2 separate regions of the Mus musculus genome follow, and region 2 is linked to region 1. The links are chromatin loops, found by intact Hi-C in ENCODE. Cell type or tissue: heart. All regions are shown on one strand. Each heading gives the region's core, and the rest is flanking DNA. Links, peaks and the distances in the headings are about the cores only.

Region 1 (10,966 bases), core at 3,422-5,921:
TGCTGCAGAAGCCGAAGGCACTCTTTGCCACAGGGATCTGAGGGCTCCGGGTCTGTGGAAAGCAGAGCCACCCTGAGCTGGCGTTGATGGGTAGTCCTGTAGCTCTAGGAGGCTCAGGACTGTATTAGTACCCCATAGAGCTCCTCAGGGGCAGGGCATGCTAGGGTAAAGGGCTGAACCCTGAGTAATGAGGCTTGTATGTGTGCCTCCTGCTTAACAGGACAACCCTAATCATTTTGGGGAACCAAGATTTCTAGCTCCCCTGAGTCTCTGCCTCTTCTCTTTAGACCCAGATGCAGAACGTGGAGTCTTCAGGGTCACTCCCAACCACCTTAGAGATACACAGACAGGTTGTGAGAGAGGAAAACACCTGCCCAAGGTCAAATTCCAAGGGTGACCCCCAGGTGAAAGCCTTATGTGTCCTGCCTTCTAATCAAGGCTTTCCAAAGCATCCCGGGGAGCCCCGTGTGGGAACAGGGAGTGAGGCAAGCGGTACACATAGGCCTGTGGTCCTCAGAAGCCATTTGGGAAGGCAACAGCCAGGACCTGGTGGCCAAGGCCTCACTCAGTTCCATCAAAAGATACCAGCACTTCCACTTGAGTTTGAGAAGGCTATCTCAGAATGTCTAACAAGGGAGAAATCGTATCCCTGGGGGGCCCTCCTGTGCCCCCTTCCCCACTGAGGCCTACACTCGCCAGCTAAGAGCAGAGGCTGCATCTTACCGCTGGGAGCCCTCCTGTGCCCCCCTTCCCCACTGAGGCCTACACTCACCAGCTAAGAGCAGAGGCTGCAGGATGAGACTGATGGTTCGAGCAAGAGTCGTTGAGAAGACCTCCTCCAGCCGGAGCAGGTCTGCCTCCTCAGAGCTAGACATAGCCAGGGTGCGGCGAGGCACTCGGCCTACTGGGTAGGAAGGACACAGGTCAGAGAACATGGCAGGGGCGCAAATATCCTCCCCAGTTCCCAGAGGTAAGGCCCATAATCACCTACATCAGAGTCAATCAGTGAGTCCAGCTTCTCACAGAGAGGAGGTCTCTCCTGGCCACTGACCCTGCCCTGCTCCCTGCCCCAGAGGGAATAAAAGCTGAAAACTACCAAGGGAAGCATCGCTTCCCGCCCGAAAGCATGTGTTCTTTCAGCCTAGTTTCGGCCTGCTCAGACACTCCATGAACCCAGGCACCCAGGGGGATAACTACCTCATCGTTCTTTGTCCTGGATATCTTTCCACTGAAAGGCCCCACTCAGGGACTCTGTGATCTTTGGGGCAAGGGGCACAGATGCTATCAGCTATCAGATAGGTTGAGCTATATCTGATATGCTATCAGATATCAGCTCAACAATATGCTGATATCCAGACTCAGGGTCCTTGTCACTAAATAGAGCTCAGTAAGCCAGGGGAGATCTGATACAACAGCAGTCTGGAGGCCTCCTGATGAAGCCACCGGGGAGACAAGAGGACAGCAGAGTGTAGTGGGGCACACCCAGCACTGGGGAGGCAGAGGCAGCAGGATTTTGCTATGGACTCCAGGGCAGTAACCTAAGATATGACCTTATCAGAAAGGAAGGGGGAAAGAGAAGGACTGAGGAGAGGAAAGGAGGGAGAGAGGGAGGGAGGGAAGGAGGGAGGGAGAGAGAAAAAGGAACAGGAAGAAGACAGCTTAGTAGCAAGGAAAAGTAAAAGTTCGGGGCTGGAGAGATGGCTCAGCAGTTAAGAGCACTAACTGCTCTTCCAAAGGTCCTGAGTTCAAATCCCAGCAACTACATGATGGCTCACAATCATCCATAATGAAATCTGATGCCCTTTTCTGGGGTGTGCAGGGTTGGAGCGAGCAGGGTCAGAGCAAGCAGGGGCTGGAGCGAGAGCTAGAAAGTTGGCTCAGCGGTTAAGAACACTGACTGCTCTTCCAAAGGTCCTGAGTTCAAATCCCAGCAACCACATGGTGACTCACAACCCTCTGTAATGAGATGGTATGCCCTCTTCTGGTGTGTCTGAAAACAGCTACAGTGTACTTACATATAATAAATAAATACATCTTAAAAAGAAAGAAAGAAAGGTTCATTGAAATGTCTGCCCAGCCTGTGAGGATGGCCCACCTTCATTGGCCGGCAGACAAGCCTCACTTTGCCTCAGTCAACCCTGAAGATCATGCAGAGCTTCAGAACGAGGGAACAGGAGATCACACATCAGACTCAGCAAGACAAACCTGGTGACAGGTGACAGAAGGGCAATGAGAAAACTCAGCACGGACAGGAGCCCAGCCCCTGTAAGTCCACCTCCCCCAACCAGACTGAGCAGGATAAGTGGGTCCCACTCAGGAACAGGGTCACTGAGGTAGGCAGGCAGATCAGCTGCCCTAACTGAGCGATCTTAAGCAAGCTGCAATACAGCATCCTGACTCGAGGCACAGGTAGTGAGGAAGCATGTCTGAACCTAGTCCACAGCTGGGCTGTCTGTGGCCCTGCTCAGGCAAAGCCTCCCAAAGCCAGCCCTCACTGTCTTCACTTGGCAAGGATGTTCATCTGCCCAAGTGGCCTGACCCGGAGGGACGCCTCGGGGTGGGGTTAAAGCGTTTTCACTCTGCCTTGTCCTGACACTCTGAAAACGTTTGAAATGAGCAGACTGGGGTGAGTCAGATGTCATCGGGGTGGCCAATGATGGGCAGGTAGGCAGGCACCCCAAATGTCATGAGAGCATCACAGGTCCCTGGCAGAACCTAGGGCTCAGGAGAACTGGCTGCAGAACAGAGCAGGGCGGGGACCTCAGAACTCTGGCCCAGACATTCCTGCCCCACCTTTCCTGCTGCAGTTTGGCTGCATGGGGAGGAGGAGAGACAGGAAAAGGAAGCCGCTAGACACCCAACAGGAGCCATCTTTGCTGGCAGTAAACATAGTGCCTCCCCCCAAACACAGACAAGCAGAGGGTGAGGAGGACAGACTCGGGATCCTCTGGTTCGGCATCTGGTTTCCACTGGCCATGAGAGCCCAGCTGAGGGACTGAGGTGGGCCAAGTGACCTGGGCCTCCCTGACCCTCAACCATGTTTCCAGACATTGATAGACTGGAACGTCTATCCCTATAACCTTGAACTACCCTGGTACCCTGCCCACATTTAGCCGGCTGTCCACAAGAGATCCATCTCAGCCTGATATGTCATAGCTTACCCATCCCTGGTCCTCTCTGAAAAGGAGATCTAACTAGACCAGGACATTTCAGACTCCTGTGGTTGCCCCTCAAAAGAATAAACTGTAGAGAGACGCTTCTCTTGGCATGGATAGACTGGACCTGGGTAGATACGACAGACCCAGATTAGCAGCCACTAACTCTATAGTAGTACCTTTTAGGTCTGTGGTCCCAGAAGGATTTCCACCCCCAGGAAATCACATCACCAGAGGAAAGGGCAGACATTAAACATGGATGGTAAAGGTGGCCCAGGAAGGCTACATCTGGAGTCTGATATAGAAGTCTCCCAGCTAGGAGCTAGAAGCGGTGTCGTGAGTAAAAGGCCAGACACGAGTGTTTGAGAGTATGAGCCAGCAAGAATATTCTCTCTAGCCCTGGGCCCAGCACCCATCCCATAGCCCTCTGGTCAACAACACGGCTTCCTCATACTCTCCCTCCTGCCAACTCTGGGGTCCTGAGTGGCAGGCTGTGCAAACGGTGAATTTGAGGCATGGAAAGTCCAGGAGGGTGTAGAGATACTATCTGTAGATCAGGTGCAGAGCTCAGACCCAGGCCCCTCACTCCCAGCCCTAACAGGCTCACGAGAACTAAGTGGCTCAGAGGTGCTGGGTGACTCACTGAGGTACACCCAGCATTCCTAGTAGGGCCCAGCCTCCCTTCTCACCCCGGGTAGACTTGGTTCAAAAGCTGCAGGGTGAGGCCAAAAAAGTTAAGCTGGGTGCACAGGTGACTCAGCTATTGTCCTTGTGGCCATCTAAACAGTAGCTAGACCTTTCCCTTGCATTCTTGGCCTCTGTCCACACCAGATCGCTCCCAAGCAGGGTCACTGGGGCCTTCCCTGCCCTCACCCAGTTCTGGCCCCTCAGGCCCCTTAAGCCGCACCCTAGCATGGCACTCACTCTGGTATTTCCTGATCTGGAGTGGCATGGACCTTATTTCTGCTTTTCCTGGACTATGCTAGAGGCCCATTAATCAACCTACATGCCCGGTGGGCAGTGGAGAAAGTGCTCCAGGCAAGTGCACAAAACTGTCACACGGGCCCTCCAGTCTTCAGCCCCTTCTCTGCCTCTCTTGCCCTACATGCCTCCCAGTCTCCGCATTAGCTTTTCCCGACTGCATTAGTCAGTTCCAAACTACTCTGCTCCAACATTCGGACATCCGTCTAGGCTCCTCCCAGGCAGGCAACACCACCTTTTCGGCTTCTCTGTCAGCCCTTCCGCCCTGACCAGCCAGGTCACCTGCTCCTGGCAGCCTCTCTCCCTCTGGGTGATAAACTCGCACCTGGGTTCTGGCCTGGACGCAGGGCACGGTGCTCGCGCTCCGCACTGCTGCTAGGGGTTGGACCCCGCGCTGCGTTTAAACCGGAGCCGGGCGGCCACGGGACCGGGAGGAGGAAGCTGAGACCGAAGATGGAGGGCTCGTGACCATGGCAGCGGGAGGAGGAGAGAGCCCCCACCCGCAGCTGAGCTCGTGGGGCAGCGGACCCCGCCCACCGACGCGCGCTCTTACCTGCGCTTTGCGCCGCGGTGCCCCGAGTGGCCGCGCAGCTCCGCGCCGGGCCGCCCTTCCTCTCCGCGCCCCGCCCCGAGGTGTTGTTCGCGCGGGGGCGTCTCCGAGGAGGCGGGGCTCGGCCTCGGAATGTCCCCAAGCCAACAACTCTCTCCCAGAGCCTCTCCCGCCAGACTGCGAAAGCTCCCCTTCGGTCGGTCCGCGAGCTCCCCAGGATCGCACCCTGGCTGTCTTTCGCCTTTTACCTCCCTCTCCAGATCCGAGGACGGCAGGCAGTGCCTGGGGCCACCCCGATTTCCTTACCCACCAACTCTGCCCAGGCTGTAGCTCTGAAATCTTGCCGACCCCCTTTGGGTCACTGGGCACCCCCCCCCCCTCACCCTCACACACCCGCGAAGGAGCCCTGGGTAGATTCGGGAAACTTGTTGCTTAGAGCAGTTGGCCATGATGATCCGAAGACCCTGAACTGGGCATGCTTTGGTAGCAGCTACTGCTGTGTGTAACCTTGAAGGAGGCCCCCTGCATTCATTCCGGGTACAGCCTGAAGCTGGCCAGTTTCCTGTGCCAAAGCCTTCGACCTTGGAAAGAGCAGCGCAGTTCCAAACCAAAGTCTTGGAAGGAGGAGGGACCATGGTTCAAACCTGTAACAAAGAGGCCTGCTGTCCAGCTGCCGGGCTCCCTTTTGGCCAGCAAGCAAGTCACCCCTCCACCTGCAGTGGCACCCGGCCTCTAGGAGCTGCTGACTAGCCTGGCTGAGTTGCTTCTAAGCCTTCCAAGCCTGAGTACAGAGAGAAGCCTGGGGAGGAGACAGCTGTGAAAGAGCAAGGATAGTCCACCTGCCCCCTACCCAAGTTTTGGACAGCCTCCATGCATTCTGCCAGAGAGAAAAGAGACTTCTAAGAGTTTCTCAGAAGGGGCCTGCCAACTTCAGCATCCCTGGCTCCCTTGGGGTGCTTTCTGGTGAGCATTTAAGTTCTGCCAATCTGCCCTACAGTGGCAGGCTCCAAGTTTGTTGCCCAAGAACCCTACCGCGGTTGCTGCTCTTGTTCACTTCCCTGCTCCAATCTTGGTCTCTCCATCGTCAAGAACCCTCCCGAGCCTCTTCTTCCCTCTCCACTCGGCCAAAACATCTCCTTCCTTCCAGCCTTTTCTTTCTTTCTTGTAAATACTTTTTTAAAAGATAAATGTATTACAGGTTCTTTTTTTTTTTTTTCATGTATGATGTGTATGTATATCCATGCAGGAGTGTGTGAGTGTGTGAGTGTGTGTGTGTGTGTGTGTGTGTGTGATGTTTGGCTGTGTCTCCTCTGGTGCTTTTTTTTTTTTTTGAGACAGCCTCTCATAGGCCTTCACCTAACCACATAGACTAGACTGAGTGCCCAGTGAGTACCTGACTGTCCCTGCCTCCCTGTAATGGGATTACAATTGTCTGCCACCACACCTTGCTTTTTCACATGGGTTTTGGGGATCATGCCTACATGCAAGTACTGAACTGAGGTGACACCTCAACCCCAGCTTTGCTGCTTTCAATACTCTCCTGTGTACCCCGCTCCCACCTCCCCTACCCCCGAGGATGCACCATCCCCCAGATACCTACTTCTCTAACCCCTGCCCTCTGCCTGCCTGGGAGGAAGAAAGGGGCATCCCAGCTTCCTTCATGAGATGCGACGACTTTCTCATCCACTCAGCCTTCTCACATGCATCCCCACTCCTTGTTCTGTTATCTGCCTCGAGGCAAGGCCTACCTGGTATCTCTTCCAGTTAGTCCTTGACAGAGGGCCGGATTCTGCCCCACTCCCCCGGTAGTACCCAAAGTTTGAGATCTACTGAATCCCCTGCCCTTCCCCACCTCATCACAGGGCTCCTGTTTCAGCTCCTCACAGATTTGCACATGGCATGTGCATGTATACAGTTCCCCATGGGAGGCATGTGGCCACATATGTACTCAGCTGGGCCACACATCTCCATGGTAGCAGCCCCATTCGTGGGCACTTGTGCATCCGTGTCCAAGGACATAGACTGACACACAGACATAGAGCCACATGCAGAATGCAAGGCCCTTCCCTACGCACGCACCAGTGTCTTACCACATTAGCTCAGGTTCATGCACATACAGGCTGGGCTCAGCCCTGAGCTATTCTGGGTCGGGCTTAGGGCCAACAAGTTCAGGAACAGCCAGCTCCCAGCACTCCCAGCTGCTGTGTCACTGGCCCAGGCTATCTAACTCCCACCCCCACCTCAGGCTAAGTCCATGGTGGCCTGGATCCTAGCCTGGCTCTGTGACTGGGTTGTCCATTCACTACCCCTCAGCTTCTCCAAAGCTAGGCCTTGAGTTCCATTATATCAACTCCATGAAAGGAGTGTCCACGGGGTCTCCTGGCCATTGCCCAGTTCCCTACCCATGGCTTCCAATGCAGAAGCCCTGGAGGCTGACTTTGGTCCCCACAGGAAACCCATCAGACATAAAAATAGTACTACAGGGACAAGTAGTATTTGTCATGCCAGTACACATGCCACCACACAGGAAGGAATGCCCTCTTCCAGGGAGCCAGAACTCCCCCACCCCAGCTTTGATGTGCCCAGCTGGTGGGGGTGCAGGGGCATGTTGAGGGGACCTGGTAAGAAGCCATACAATACCAGAGGTTGTCAGAGGCCTGAATCAGAGGCAGGAGACTGAGTTGAGTGTTGCAATTTCTGAGGTCTAAGGCCAAACAGAGCTCCTCCCTGCGACTCCTCCCTCACTAGAGAACAGGGTAGATCTGGCAAGATGGCTCAGCCAGAAAGTGCAAGCAGGCAAGTACTGGACACCCTGGCAACCTGAGATCAGTCTAGAGAACCCATAGAAAACTACCAAGGGGAAAGCTACTCCACAAAGTTGGTCTCTGATCCCTACATGGCATGCACTCGGTACACACACACACACACACACACACACACACACTAATAAATTAAGGGCTGTAGGGCATGGTGGCACAGGGCTTTGACCTAGCACTCTGGAAGCCAAGGCCAGTAGACCTCTTTGAGTTCAAGACCAGCCTGGTCCACATAGCAAGCTCCAGGCCAGTCAGTGTCACATAGTTTTTCCTCAAAGGAAAAAAAGAAAAACAAAACAGAAAATGGAGGAGACATAGAGTCACTGCAAAGGCCAGCATCCTGACCACGGTGTATGCAAGTTTCATTTTCACTGGAAAACTGGAAACACCCTAAACGTCTAACAATAGAACACTGATGGCCTGAGATCTATGGATTTGCTTTCCTTCCATAGAGCCTTCCACAATGACAGTAAAGACTGGCATTTAGCATGGCTTCACATGGACCTGCTTAGCAGACAAGGACTGATGGTTAGGTAACCAGCTGTGGGCCAGAGTTCACAGCCATCCGCATCAGTAAGGTGCTTTGCTTTGTCGCTTCATTTGGTTTGGTTTGTTGTTTAGTTTGGTTTGGTGTGGTTTGGTTTGGTTTGGTTTTGAGACAGGTCTCATGGTGTCCAGGCTGGGTTTGAACTCCTGATCCTCTAGCCACTTCCCAAGTGCTGAGTTTAAGCTTTAATGACTACAGATGTTATATTTTTAAAAATGCAACAAATTTATAAGAGGTATAATTTGAAAACTTAATTATTTAAATTCTCTTACATTCACTATGTTTTGTGAATTTTGAATAACATCCCTGTTGGCCAACTTCTTCAACTTCAGAGGGGGAAAAACAAGAAATTTAAATAAGTAAGCGTTCAAATGCTATTTCTTCTGTCTTACTATGTAGCCCTGACTGGCCCAGAACTCACTATGTAGACCAGGCTGACCTCAAACCCACAGTGATCCTCCTGCCTCTGACTCCTAAGTGCTGGGGTTATAGATGTATGGCATTTACCTTCAATTATCAAATGGTATGTCTTATAAGTTCATAGCTTTTATACTTATTTGGTTATTAGCACTTAAAACTACTACACTAAGACTTTTCAGACACCCTGTTATTCTAAGTCAATTGAATTTTGAAGCCTATAAGATAGTATGACAGTATCATGTGCCTGTGTGTGTGTGTGTGTGTCACACACACACACACACACACACACACACAGAGAGAGAGAGAGAGAGAGAGAGAGAGAGAGAGAGAGAGAGAGAGAGAGACCTGGAAGAGATGTAGCATGCTTCTGTCTCTGTCTCTGTCTCTCTCTCTCCTCCCTCTCCTTCCATTTGTTTTTATTTATTTTTTCAGTGCTGGTGACTGAACACAGGCAAGTGCTCTGCCATGAAGCCACAAGTCCAGCTGGCCTTACTTTTTGGCAGACAAACAAGACAATGCACTTTAATTCTTAAGATGAACTTATTCTTTTTTTTTTTTTCTGTGTATGAATGTTTTGCCTGTATGTACACCATGTGCCTGCCGAGTTCAGGAGAAAATGTCAAATCCTTCTGGGACTGGAGTTACTGATAGTTGAGAGCCACCCCGAGGATGCTGGAAATCAAACTTGGGACCTCTGCAAGAGCAACAAATGCTCCTAACCACTGAGCCTCTTCCAAGAGAATGAACTTTGAACATCAGTACCTTCCTGGGCTGAGCAGCAAGGGAAGTCCTGTGAGCAGCAGACCAATGTGTCCTGCTAAGGTGAGCCGGCTTTCAAAGCCAACAGTCACTGCACCCTCCCCTTCCCCCACCATTAGCCCTCTGATAGCCTCTGGATCCTCATTTCTCCAGGCTAGAGCGCAGAAGCAGAGAGGACCTATGGTCTTCCCAGTGCCACAACCCAGTTGCCTGGTTCACTTGGACAAAGTTCAGCCCTGCCTCTCTAAGCACGCGCCCTGAGGGTGATTATCCCCCGCCCCCCTCCCCCCCCCCCGCCTCCCCCACCTGCTGCCACCCACAGTGATCAATGTGGCTGTCAGTAGCCTAGCCCAGGCCTAGCCTGTGGCTGAGGCAGAGACCTGCTGCTGCTGCTGCAGTTGAAGAAGCATTCCTGGGGGCAGCGGGGAAGGGTTTATCCTGTAGTGTTGTTTTAGGATTTTATTCTGTTTCTTGCTTGCTTTGGATGAAGCGACCCCTAGGTTTTGCCAGCTACTGTTGAGCCTGACTTTGATGGGCCCCCTGGGCCTACAGTCCTTTTCAGACAGCAGCCGTTTTCCTGGCTGCCTTGTCATCTGGGGTCCCTGAAGGGCAACTGGCCTTCTGCTCCCTGTTGAGGCCTCCATCCTTATCCATCAATGGCACATCTAGAATAGAGCCCTATGAGACCCAGTTGGAAAGGCCTTGCTGAGGAGTCCCCACCCCCACCCCACCCCACCCCCACCCCCCTCACACAGCCGGGCCTGGCCTCCACAGCTGTTCTTGGTGAGAGAGAGATGCTGGGCCTGCTTCTGCTAGCACTCAGCGAGCAGGTGATAGTGGGGAAGGAAAATGGGAGAGTGAGATGGACTGTGCATAGCTTAGTTCCATTTCCCAGCTCCTACTTGGCTCTAAGACCACAGCCCCTCCCTTGGGTCTCCACAGCTGCTCAGAAACTCCATCCCTGGGCAGTCAATGTTCCCACAGGGAACCAACTTTAAGGACTTGCTAGAGTCAAGACCCAGGCTATATTGCAGGATATTCAGCAGGGTCAGAAAATGATCCTCCAGGGATAGCTGACCTTGTTCTGTGGAGCAGAGGCGCCTTCCACAACACCAACATATGGCCAGCTCAAACTATAGTATTTCTGCTTCTCCACATCCTCCCCTCCCTCTGCTTTGGTGTCCAGGGTGACCAGAGCTGCCTCTGGGCAGGAAGCCAGCCTAGAAAGTCCAGGATATCCCTCAGTGCCTGTCAGTCACCATGGCAACATGCCCGCTCTGCCCCCTCCCAAGTCCAGTACCATTTTTTCCCCAAACTCAGGACGTCAGAATGGGAAGGGCCTCCTAGATCAGTCAATTCCAGCCCCTCCTCTGTCCCAAGTGGAGAAACTGAGGCCCAAGGGAGAAGGATCGGGGGTGGAGGTGGGGTGGAGGTGGGGGGTGGGAGGTATATGTTGGTCAAGGACCTACCCCTAATTGTTTCCCTTCCTCCCGCCCTGCTCCCTCTACCTCAGTGTTCTTGAGTGGAATGGGAGGTCTAAAGGTCTGATAGCTTAGGCGGGGTGCCACCCACACCTACCCTCACCCCAGCAGTGATGGCGCAGGTGGCGTCCCGGGAACCTGACACCCAAGATGAATAAATGATGCGGACTCAACCTCCCGCAGCCAGAACTCTCCGCGGCCGCTGCCACCACCACCGTCTCCGCCTGCTGGTGGCCAGGGACAGTCACCTGGTAGCT
Region 2 (10,966 bases), core at 5,634-8,133, 180 kb before region 1:
ACATGAGATCTGGGAACTGACTAAGCCATCTCCCCTGATCCCTATATTGCTTTTGATAATTTCTTATTCATGTGAGATATGGTTAATATTGGGCCTGTGTCTGACCCACCCAGCCCAGCCCTGTGAAAACTGGAGAGTGACTAAATTCCTAGGGACTAAGAAGGGGGAGATGGAGGGGAGGGGTTAGGAGGGCTTCTCAGTTTCTCTCTGACCTTTCTTTGCACTTGATGACAGCAGCGAACCCAATGATCAGGGGCAACATGAGCAGCGGGGCCTCACAAGACACATGACTTCTTCTTTTAATGTGCTTGTGCCCTGGCGTGGGTTCCCTGGACTTACGACATTCTGGGTTTGGAAATCTTCATTTCCATTTCTTGTCATCTTGGGTAAACACAATTTTTAGAAAGCCTGGAGACCCTCAAGGTCACAGAGGATGCCGTGGTGTCTTCCCAGATGCCCTTCTACAGGATCATTGTGCCTGGTTCCCTCAGTCTGTCCTCCGGACAGTGCCATCTCCCAGGGGACAACTGAAGACAATGGGGAATGTCAGGAACCTGGTCTGGTCACCAAAGTCCAGGGTAGCTCTTAAGAGCCATCCCAGCTCCACGCCTCATGTAGGACCAGCTGAGGGTCACCACGTTGTAGCCATTGCCTCTTCTTCCCGGTGCTGCCTAATTCTATCCCTTACAGAGAGGTCTGCTGGGAGGCCTTGCACCGCAAGTTTTCTGTGCACACTTCTGCCTCTCAAAGCTCTGGTTCCTAGGAATCCAATCCGGAGACTGACTCTTGATTTCAGTGCTCTTTTTCACAGAAAGTGACAATAGACAAAATGCCACGAGCCACCTCGACTTTCAATGCCTTCCCTTATCTTGTCCCATCTCTGGGGCACAAAGAAATGACCCTGAAAATGACAAATCATGACTGTTTGCTCTTCCAGTGTGCTGCATAGTAATGAATAGCTAAGTAGAGAGAAAAATATAGTTACATAGATAGGTGATAGATAGATGAATGATTAATATCTAAAAGATGTGTAGGTAATAGATAATATAGATAAGATAATATAGATAATGATAGATTGATAAATATGAGAAAATAGATATTTGAAAGGAATATATTAAATTACAGTATTCTTTTTTTGTTTTGTTTTTTGAGACAGGGTTTCTCTGTGTAGCCCTGGCTGTCCTGGAACTCACTTTGTAGACCAGGCTGGCCTCGAACTCAGAAATCTGCCTGCCTCTACCTCCTGAGTGCTGGGATTAAAGGCGTGTGCCACCACGCCTGGCAAATTACAGTATTCTTAAGAAACTAATGCCTATTTCTCAATTTCAAGATAAGTCCCGGGCTGGCGAGATGGCTCAGTGGTTAAGAGCACCGACTGCTCTTTCGAAGGTCCTGAGTTCAAATCCCAGCAACCACATGGTGACTCACAACCACCCATAATGAGATCTGACACCCTCTTCTGGTGCATCTGAAGACAGCTACAGTGTACTAATGAATAATAATAAATAAATCTAAAAAAAAAAAGTCCCTGAAAACTGAGACCCTCTGGCATCATCTCCCTAGTATCCTCCATCCTGTCATCAAACTGAATACAAAGTGTCAGTCAGAAACCACAGCAGCTACTGGAGCAAGAGACATTGTATATAAAAATTACCATCCCAGAGGATGGGCTATGACTAGAGCAAGGAGAGAGACACAGAACACAGGAAAGGCAGTGCAGGGAGCAGCCATCGCCTCCAGGCTAACATGGAACATCCAAAAAAGGAGACTTGGAAGATGTCCAGGGTCCTTCTCCGAAGGTGGCTGGCACACTGTATCCTTTGCTTTTTAAACTGAGTTAAGCCAGGAATGGTGGCACATATCTTCAATCCCATCATAAGCAGAGGCAGGCAGGTCTCTGTGAATTCAGGGCCAGCCTGGTTCATCTAGCAAGCAAGTTCCAGGTCAGACAGGGTTTCACAGTGGGAGACCTTTATGTATATAAATATATTTTTAAATAATTATATCATATATTATTATATTATTTACATGTAACTATATCTAAAATTAATATAGTACACAATCACATACATATAATTAATATTATATTGTCAATTATATTAATAATTAATAATAAATTATTAATAAAGCAATCCATACTTTATTAATTAAATCAACTAAATAGTTAACTTTAGTGGTTATGTATTAATTATAGATTTATGTAATTAATTATAGTTTATATTATTAATAACATATAATTAAAGTATTGATACATAAATCTCATAGCAATTAATAATTAGTTAAATAATTAATAGAAAATAAATGGTTGACACTTAATAAATATTATAATACATTGATAATAACATGTAAATAAACATGAACATATAAATATATGCTATATATAAATATGTAATGTATATTACGTATATAAACATATAATACATGTTTGAAGAGACAGTCAATAGACTGGGAGGAGTATCTCTGCATCTTTGGTGAAAACATTGCTTCCTCTGCAGTAAGAACATTGTAACAGGAAACATAACACAATGAGTGTTGTTTATGGGACCAGTCCTTTGCAGCTTCCCTGCCCATCCTCACCTTGGCTGTCTCTCACTATGAATCTCCTAACCATTCTAGTCTTCCTCCGTTTACTTTGCCCTGAAGACCCCTTGACTACCAACTATCAATGCACTTGATCTATGTATTAGTCAGGGCTCTCTAGAGTCATCGAACTTATGGGTAGACTCTATATAGTAAGGGAACTTGTTGATGTCCAACTCCCCAACAATGGACAGCAGCAGCTGTGGACGGAAGCCCAAGGATCTAGTAATTGCTCAGTCCCACGAGGCAAGCAGGCTAAGAAAAGAGAGCGAATCTTCTTTCTTCCAATGTCCTTATGTAGTTTTCCAACAGAAGGTGTGGCTCAGATTACAGGTGTGTGCCACCATGCCTGGTCCGGGACTTGCTTTGTCCCAGATGACCTTGAACTCAGAGAGTTCCCTGTCTTAATCTTCTGGGATTCATGACCACTATGCCTCAAGATGCTCATGGTTAGAAACTTGTATCTCCCAGCCTCCAGATTAGGATCACAGGTGAGCCTTCCAATTCTGGACTGTATTTCACTCCAGATATAGTCAAGTTTACAACCAGGAATAGCCACTACAATCTATTTTGTTTTTAATCTGTTGACTAGGAACTCTCCGAGGGTCAGGATTTTTGCCTCTTTCACTCACTGGTTTTCTGTCCTTCATCTAGTGTAGGGATGGGCACATGCTAGGTACCATAGAAATGTTTGTTGAGTGAATGAGTGATCACATGTAGGAAAGTACATGGGATGGCATCTCAGACCGATAGCAGGTTGAGTTACAATGACTAGGAGGAACTCAGACCTTCAACGCTAAGGCTTGTGAGCCTCAAATCAGCTATAGAAGGCACTTGGCTTTTACAAGGATAAATGCTGTGGTTTCAGTAAAGGCCACCTCAAGACTCGTGTGCAAAAAGTCCTCAGTCTGGGTACTTTGAGAGGTAATAGGACCGTTAAAAGGTAGAAGTGTGGTAGCAGAAGGAATTGGGGTGACTGGAGATTGTACTTGAAGGGAATATTAGGATCCCAGCCCCCCCCCCTTCACTTCACAGCTAACATTAAGGGAATAGCTTTCTGAGCCATGAGCTCCCACACAGTGCACTGCCTCATCACAATCCCAGAGGCAAAGGGCTGAGTGACCACAGACTGAGGCTTTCGGGAGAGGCTTGTTCTCCTTTTAAAAGTTAATTGCCTCAAATACCGTGTCACTCTGATGGAAAGCTGATAAGACAGTGCTCCGTGTGCTCACAGATGACAAAGCTTCCCGCAGACCTCTGGGTCAGAGGTGTACTTTCTTCTTTCCCATAGCCTTAAAGAAAACAACGAAGACGGGTGAGGATGTGAGGAAAGAGGAACCTTTTACTCCTAGTGGTAATGTACGCTGGTCTAGCCATGACGGAAATCAGTGTGACAACGGTCACTCAGGGACAGATCACTTGACCAGTGTGCATGTGGTTCTAGGCTCAATCCCCAATAGTGGCAAAAAGTTAAAAAATAGAAATGAACATCAGAGTGGAAGTTCCTCAAAAATGGACAAACAACAACAACAAAACTAAAAACAGAACTCCCATGAAACCCGGCTGCACCACTCCTGCATAGATGCTCAAGCAACTCTATGATGTCAGACCTCAGAGGTACTTTCAGCAGTAAAGGAAAATCAAAACTATTACATGTGCAGGAAACTGAAACTGAAAATCATGATGTAAAGTGAAGTAAGCCAAACCCAGAAGGACACATATTGCCTATTTTCTCTTTTAGGTGGAATCTAGACCTAAATGTGTATCTGTGCGTGTGTATGCACACATGTGTATGTACATGTGAATGCACATGTATGTGCACATGTGTGTGCATGCATATGTGTGCACATGTATATATGTGTGTGCATGTGTGTGAGTATATATGTGTGTGTCTCAGAGAGAGAGGGAGAGAGAGAGAGAGAGAGAGAGAGAGAGAGACTGATAAGATGAGAAAGGAGGCCATGATGGGGGAGGAAGGGATCTTAGGCAAAGAACAAGAGAAAAGTTATGATGGGATACATGTGACATGAAAGCAGAAGGAGAAACAGTCATGGGGTAGAAAGATGACCAACAAGAAGGGGCAGGGAAAGGGTTAGGGATGAATAAGAACAACGAATAGTGGCACATATGCATGAATATGCCATAATGAAATACTTTCTTTTGTATGCTAATTTGGAAAAAAAATAATCCTATGGCCTGAATGTGGACAGGCAAATGCTGGGAATCAGACCAAAATCAAGCAATACTGGAAGTTAGGGCCACACGACGAGAGAAGTCGGAGCGATCTTGAATTTACAGACCTGTCCTTTTCCTGGAGAGATTTTAGTTTACCATCAGGGTGTAACACAAAGCACAGAAAGCATATAGGGGACCGACTACCACCTCCACCCCTTACGCATCTAATGAGCACTGTGAATGCTTGTGAGTCTGCCTCCTGTCTAGGACTGAACTATGAACCACTTCCCTTACTCACAGGCCAGGTGTCATGGTGTGGCTCCGGGACATCTAGCTGCAGAAGGGAGAGATCTCAGGAGGCTGACAGCTCAGGGGACCCTGGACTGTAGCCATGTCCACGGGTAGACAGGGCATCCTGGGACCTGGAGATTCCCACTCATGCATAGATACCCCCTACTGGGGGAGGAGAGACCTTATTAGGAAGTGCCTCCGTTCTGGGTTCTCCCTGCTCCAGGGTGAGTTTCATTTTCTGTCCTAGCTTCCAGGATGCTCGGGGCTTAATGTTCACTCATGTTTATCTGGGCTCTTTTCTTTCTGTTTTCTTATTGGTCTCTTCATTACCTATTTCTGTTTTTATAGTTACACTTTCCGTTTCACATGCTGATAATGCAAAGGATGTGCCTAAATCACAGACATCACCTAGTCCCCAGATTAGGTCAGCCATAGCTACACAGAGTCGTGGGCCTGAGGGCAGTTTACACATGCTTCCCGCCCCTCCCCCCCAACTCTTTGAAGTTCTTCTTCTTCTTCTTGAAATACCCATCTTTAACCAGCATCCTTCTCCTCCCGCCCACTCCCTTCCACTCCAAGACCAGGCAACTGTCCAATTCCTTTCTTCATCCCCATTCTCCATTGGAAACCAAGTCTCCCCTCCTCACAGTCCACCTGACCGTGTCCCACACGTCCTCACACAGGACTTTCCCCCGGGGCTTCCCCTGAGCGGGGTCAGCTACATCAAGTGTCCCAGCATCAACTGCTTCCTTCCAGCTGCTTGCAACACTCTTTGCTTTCTGACGTAGGAATGCTCACACCAGACTTGCATTTAGCAGCGCTCCTTTTCTGTCCAGCTCTGTCCCCAACCTCCTTCCCGACTGATACCACTTGCTTCCATGTTCTCTGGTGAGTATGGACACGTTTGTACTCTGGAAACTGTTATCTACTCAGGGAACTTATGTCAGAAGCCAGGGGGTGGGGTGGTGCGTCTCGGCTTCTGACATCACACTCTGATTATCACTGGAAGCAGGCGTGGGTTAGTGTCCTTATCCGAGGCAGCCTGGAGGACAGCTGGCTAAGAGGTACAGAGAAGTCAAACTTGGGATACCGGGAGAGGGAGAGATGAAAACAACTTCTCAATTTCTCTGCGGCTGACAGAAGCTCCTGAGAGAGGCTTTCAGAACTTGATTCCAGCTGGCCCGTGAAAGCTGTGTCTGGACGGGAGAGCCTCAGAGGAATAAACAGTGCCTTCTCTGGCTTCTCCGGGTCATGACCAGTCTGTTCAGAAGGAAGTGGTGTTTCTCTGACCCCACTGTTCCCACAGCCCCCTGGATGGTAGATCATGGGGCTGCACCCTTCCCCACCCTTGGGAACTCAGTCAAACGGTTATCTTTATCTCGCCAGCTTGTCCTCGTGCTTGACCAGCGCAGTTTCACTTTTGCAAACATCTGTTTATATCCCTTGAGAGAAAAAATATCAAGCAACCTGCCTCAAACGACGCTGTTTTGTCCGGTGAGCAAGGTAAGAAACTGTTTTAAACATCTGGGAAGTAGGCGGGCACCAACTTCTGAAGCTTAAGCCAGTCTCTGGTTGTTTTTAACTCTTTGTTTTCTTAGATCCTATCTCCCACGTAGAGTCTCGTTTCAACCAAAGAACTTAAGTGGCTTTAACGTCCCTGACTCTTTCTGTACCAGGCAGTTTCTGTCACATTAGCAGCGTGGTCCCTGGGTGCTTAATGAGGAGATTTGAGTACGGCCGCCCACGCTGGGGTGGGGGGTGGGGGCATAGTTACTTTCAGTCTTTGGCTGTCGGATGGAGGGGAATCATGACCTCTGGTTTCCCCACAGGACAGCCTCCGATGGATAACTACACAGTGGCCCCGGACGATGAATATGATGTCCTAATCTTAGACGACTACCTGGACAACAGTGGGCCGGACCAAGTTCCGGCCCCCGAGTTCCTCTCCCCCCAGCAGGTGCTGCAGTTCTGCTGCGCGGTGTTTGCGGTGGGTCTCTTGGACAACGTGCTGGCGGTGTTTATCTTGGTGAAATACAAAGGACTCAAGAATCTGGGGAACATCTACTTCCTAAACCTGGCACTTTCAAACCTGTGTTTCCTGCTTCCCCTGCCGTTCTGGGCCCATACTGCAGCACACGGGGAAAGCCCTGGCAATGGGACCTGTAAAGTTCTTGTCGGACTCCACTCCTCGGGCTTATACAGCGAGGTGTTTTCCAACATCCTCCTCCTTGTGCAAGGATACAGGGTGTTTTCCCAAGGGCGACTGGCCTCCATCTTCACGACAGTGTCTTGTGGTATTGTTGCGTGCATCCTGGCATGGGCCATGGCTACTGCGCTCTCTTTGCCCGAGTCTGTGTTTTATGAGCCTCGGATGGAAAGACAGAAACACAAGTGTGCCTTTGGCAAACCTCACTTCTTGCCAATCGAAGCGCCGCTCTGGAAGTACGTTCTGACGTCAAAAATGATCATCTTGGTACTTGCTTTTCCTCTGCTGGTTTTTATAATCTGCTGCAGGCAACTGAGGAGAAGGCAGAGCTTCAGGGAGAGACAGTACGACCTCCACAAGCCGGCTCTTGTCATAACGGGCGTGTTCCTTTTGATGTGGGCGCCTTACAACACTGTGCTTTTCCTGTCTGCTTTCCAGGAACACTTGTCCCTGCAGGATGAGAAGAGCAGCTACCACCTGGACGCAAGTGTTCAGGTCACACAGCTGGTAGCGACCACCCACTGCTGCGTCAACCCGCTGCTCTATTTGCTTCTTGACCGGAAGGCCTTTATGAGATACCTTCGCAGCCTGTTCCCACGGTGCAATGATATCCCCTATCAAAGTAGTGGAGGCTATCAGCAAGCGCCTCCAAGGGAAGGTCATGGCAGGCCCATTGAACTGTACAGCAATTTGCATCAAAGGCAGGATATAATATAATATAAACACTCAACCTTGTCTCTTCACATTGTTTTATGCCATTTTTATATGTTTGTATAAAAATAGAATATAAGAGGAAAGGGGGCTGGTTAATGAACATTTACTACTAAGCGTTGAATTTGTCTCTGGCACACGGTTAAGTTATTTATAAAGGTGAATTCCACTCTTCCTCTTTAGCGTTTGTCCGCAGTGTGGGCGTGGGCGGTGTGCATTCCATAAACTGAAGCTCGGTAGTTGTCCAAAGTTACATAACTATAAAGTGGCAAAACTGATGTGTAAACTCAGAGATCACTGGCCCCAGAGTCTGTGAGTTATCCAAGCGTGCCAGCCTTTCAGTAACTGTCAGCTAGCAGTGGTGGCATGTCTGTCATCCCAGCACTCTAGGAGGCGGAGGCAGGAGGCATCTCACAAATGCAAGTATAACCTGACTTCCCCCAACCTCAATTCTTTTTTTTTTGTTGTTGTTGTTGTTCATCAAAATACATGCAATAAATATATATATTTTTAAAGCACATCTTGAAGGTTGGGATTATAGTTTTGTTGGTAGAACATTAGCCCCCCAAGCCCAGCTTTGATCTATAGCATGGCATCTACCTAGTATGATCATGCCCATTTTGTTTTGTTTTGGGAGGCAGGGTTTCTCTGTGTAGCCCTGGCTGTCCAAGAACTCTCTTTGTAGTCGAGGCTAGCCTTGAACTCAGAGATGTGCCTGCCTCTGTTTCCTGAGTGCTAACACCTGGTGATGCCCATCTCAATATCAGCTCAACTCAAGAGGTGGACACAGAAAGATGAGAAGTTCAAGGTCATTCTTGGCTGTAGAGTTAGTTCAAGGTCACCTGGATCCATTAGACCCTGTCTTTAAAAAAAAAAAAAAAAACCCTAAGCCCAAATTGACCAAATTCTAAGTTAGAAGCAAGTGTTGGCTCATGTTCCTGCAGGCCCTGAGAGGTGCTGGCTGCGTGGTAGCGGTGCAAGCCAATGGCAAGGTCTGGTGGAACCTGCTGGGCTCTCTTGACTACTCACTATACTCAGGTTTGTCTGATTCTTCCAGCCCTTGAGTCCTCCGAGGTTTCAGAGTCTGTATTATGAAGGCTCTGTGTCTTAGGAAAGTTAACAAGAGCAGATGTAAAAGTCTATTTAGAAATGTTGGAGTGAAGGAGCGCTGTGACCTTTGAAATATAACACATCCCTCAGGCCTTGTTAGCCTTCGACTACAAATAAGTTCCCACTTCCTTTAGAAGCTGAGTTACACTGGGGGTGGAGGGGGCACCTGCCGGTCAGCAGATAGGCCAGCTCTTTGCCCAGGGATACAGGTCTCAGAGTACAGAGATCTATGAGTGTCCCCTCTTCCTGTGTTAGTGTTCAGAGCTGGACTCCTCACTCCACCGGGGCCGAGGGCTTGTGGCCACAGATCTTCTTTTACAGCTACAATGAGGCTACTAAGTTGGGCAAGATGGGGAGGCAAAGAGTGTAACTAGAGCATCCTCCCAAGGATCCCAGGGCAAAGGGTTCTCCCATGGCATAGGTTAATGTCAGTCACCATCATAGCAGAAGGAAAAGAAATGAAGGCCAGGCAGCGAGGTGGCTCAGCGTGTGGCGACCTTTGTTGTGTAAGCCTGGTGAGCTGAGTCAGTACCCAGAACCTACATGAAGGTGGGAGGAGAGAACTGGCTTTGAAAGTTGTCCTCTGACTTCCACACATGTGCTTTTGCTTGTGTGGAAACATACACACACATGCATATGTACACACATATACATGCACACACAAGCACACACAAACACACACAGATATGCACACATTCATACACACACACATGCACATACATGCATGCACACACACTCATGCAAACACATGCACACACATGCACACATACACACAAACACACATACACACACGAAAGCACACAGATATGTGCACACATGCACACACTCACACACATGTGCACACATGCATACATACACATATGCATACACACTCATGCACACACACACACACATTTTAAATGTCTCCAAGAAACTAAAATTGGAATTCTTGTGTATTGCTGGTGGGAATATAAAATGACACAACCAGTTCAGAAAGAGATTTTTTTCTTTGTTTTTCAAGACAGAGTTTCTCTGTTAGCCCTGGCTGTCCTGGAACTCACTCTCTAGACCAGGCTGACTTTGAATTCAGAGATATGCCTGCCTTTGCCTCCTGAGTGCTGGGATCAAAGGCATGTGCCACTATCGCCCCAAGATGAAAGTTTCTTTAAAAGCTAAATATATAGTTACCAGTCATTCCACTTCTAAATGCGTACCAAAGAAAATTGAAGTAGGAAACAACCCTGCACACACTTATTCACAGACTTTCACGGAAGCTGTATTTATACGGCTGTAAGCTGCCGTTGATCCACCGGTTCCTCAACAGATGAATGGAGAAAGAGCCGTAGACTGCGGAATCATGTGGCTTTATGCATGAAGTCTTAAAAGGCGGAGCAGAAGATGGCTTCTGCTCAGTTATATATTCCAATTTCCAATGTGTTAAGTTTTGTTTTTATTTGGATAAAATTTTAGAAAGCACAATCTAATCCTTGGTGGCTGAAGCTGTGGTTATTTCGGATGCTTAGATAGGAAGCATATGGGATTCATTAGAAAAGGCACAAGGACAATGAGGAGGCTGGTGGACGTGTTCATTATCTGGATGGAAGTGTTTGCACTAACACTGTCGTCTATTCTGCATCAACTGTACTCCAGTATGGCTGCCTTTAAAAGCCTCTGGGGGCCCTCTGATGTCTTAGTGCAGGCTGTCTCTGAGACAGCCTGGGGTCCTCTGCTGCTCAGGTTTCCATCAGATACTCAGAGTTTCCGCGAAGCACAAGGGAAGACCTCCCATCTCTACCACTGACTAAGGAGGAGAGTAGGGACAGCACACTACAAGGAGCACAGTTGCAAGACAGACAGACAGACAGACTCAGGAAGAGAGTGTCTCAGCAGGCATGCAAGAGGGTCGGGGATTTC

What was found. Hi-C counts contacts between places; a loop is a spot of excess contacts. Peaks named below come from ENCODE experiments on the same cell type or tissue, not always from the same donor. Only the 100,000 strongest peaks of a DNase experiment are listed, where the experiment ranks them.
Region 2: a loop joins it to region 1, with 2.3 times the contacts of the local background. A loop is called at or near these places in 1 of 42 quality-filtered maps.

What each region holds. Positions count from the first base shown.
Region 1 is chr9:110,873,953-110,884,918 of GRCm38, reverse strand. Tmie (transmembrane inner ear) reads left to right here and starts at 4,846. Exons shown (of 6, transcript NM_146260.3): 1 at 4,846-5,649; 2 at 9,080-9,291; 3 at 10,893-10,966. It overlaps Als2cl (ALS2 C-terminal like), which reads right to left and starts at 4,745. Exons shown (of 27, transcript NM_001146059.1): 1 at 4,690-4,745; 2 at 2,096-2,205; 3 at 773-904; 4 at 1-52. The coding sequence starts at 875. In heart, for the core only: a CTCF peak has its summit at 4,673; DNase peaks (open chromatin) are centred at 3,978, 4,708, 5,288 and 5,583; H3K4me3 peaks cover 1,590 bases; H3K27ac peaks cover 1,469 bases; H3K27me3 peaks cover 2,365 bases.
Region 2 is chr9:111,052,349-111,063,314 of GRCm38, reverse strand. Ccrl2 (chemokine (C-C motif) receptor-like 2) reads left to right here and starts at 5,797. Exons shown (of 3, transcript NM_001302376.1): 1 at 5,797-5,934; 2 at 6,433-6,549; 3 at 6,876-8,481. The coding sequence starts at 6,887. The coding sequence ends at 7,969. In heart, for the core only: CTCF peaks have their summits at 6,281 and 7,154; a DNase peak (open chromatin) is centred at 5,934; H3K4me3 peaks cover 2,311 bases; H3K27ac peaks cover 2,182 bases.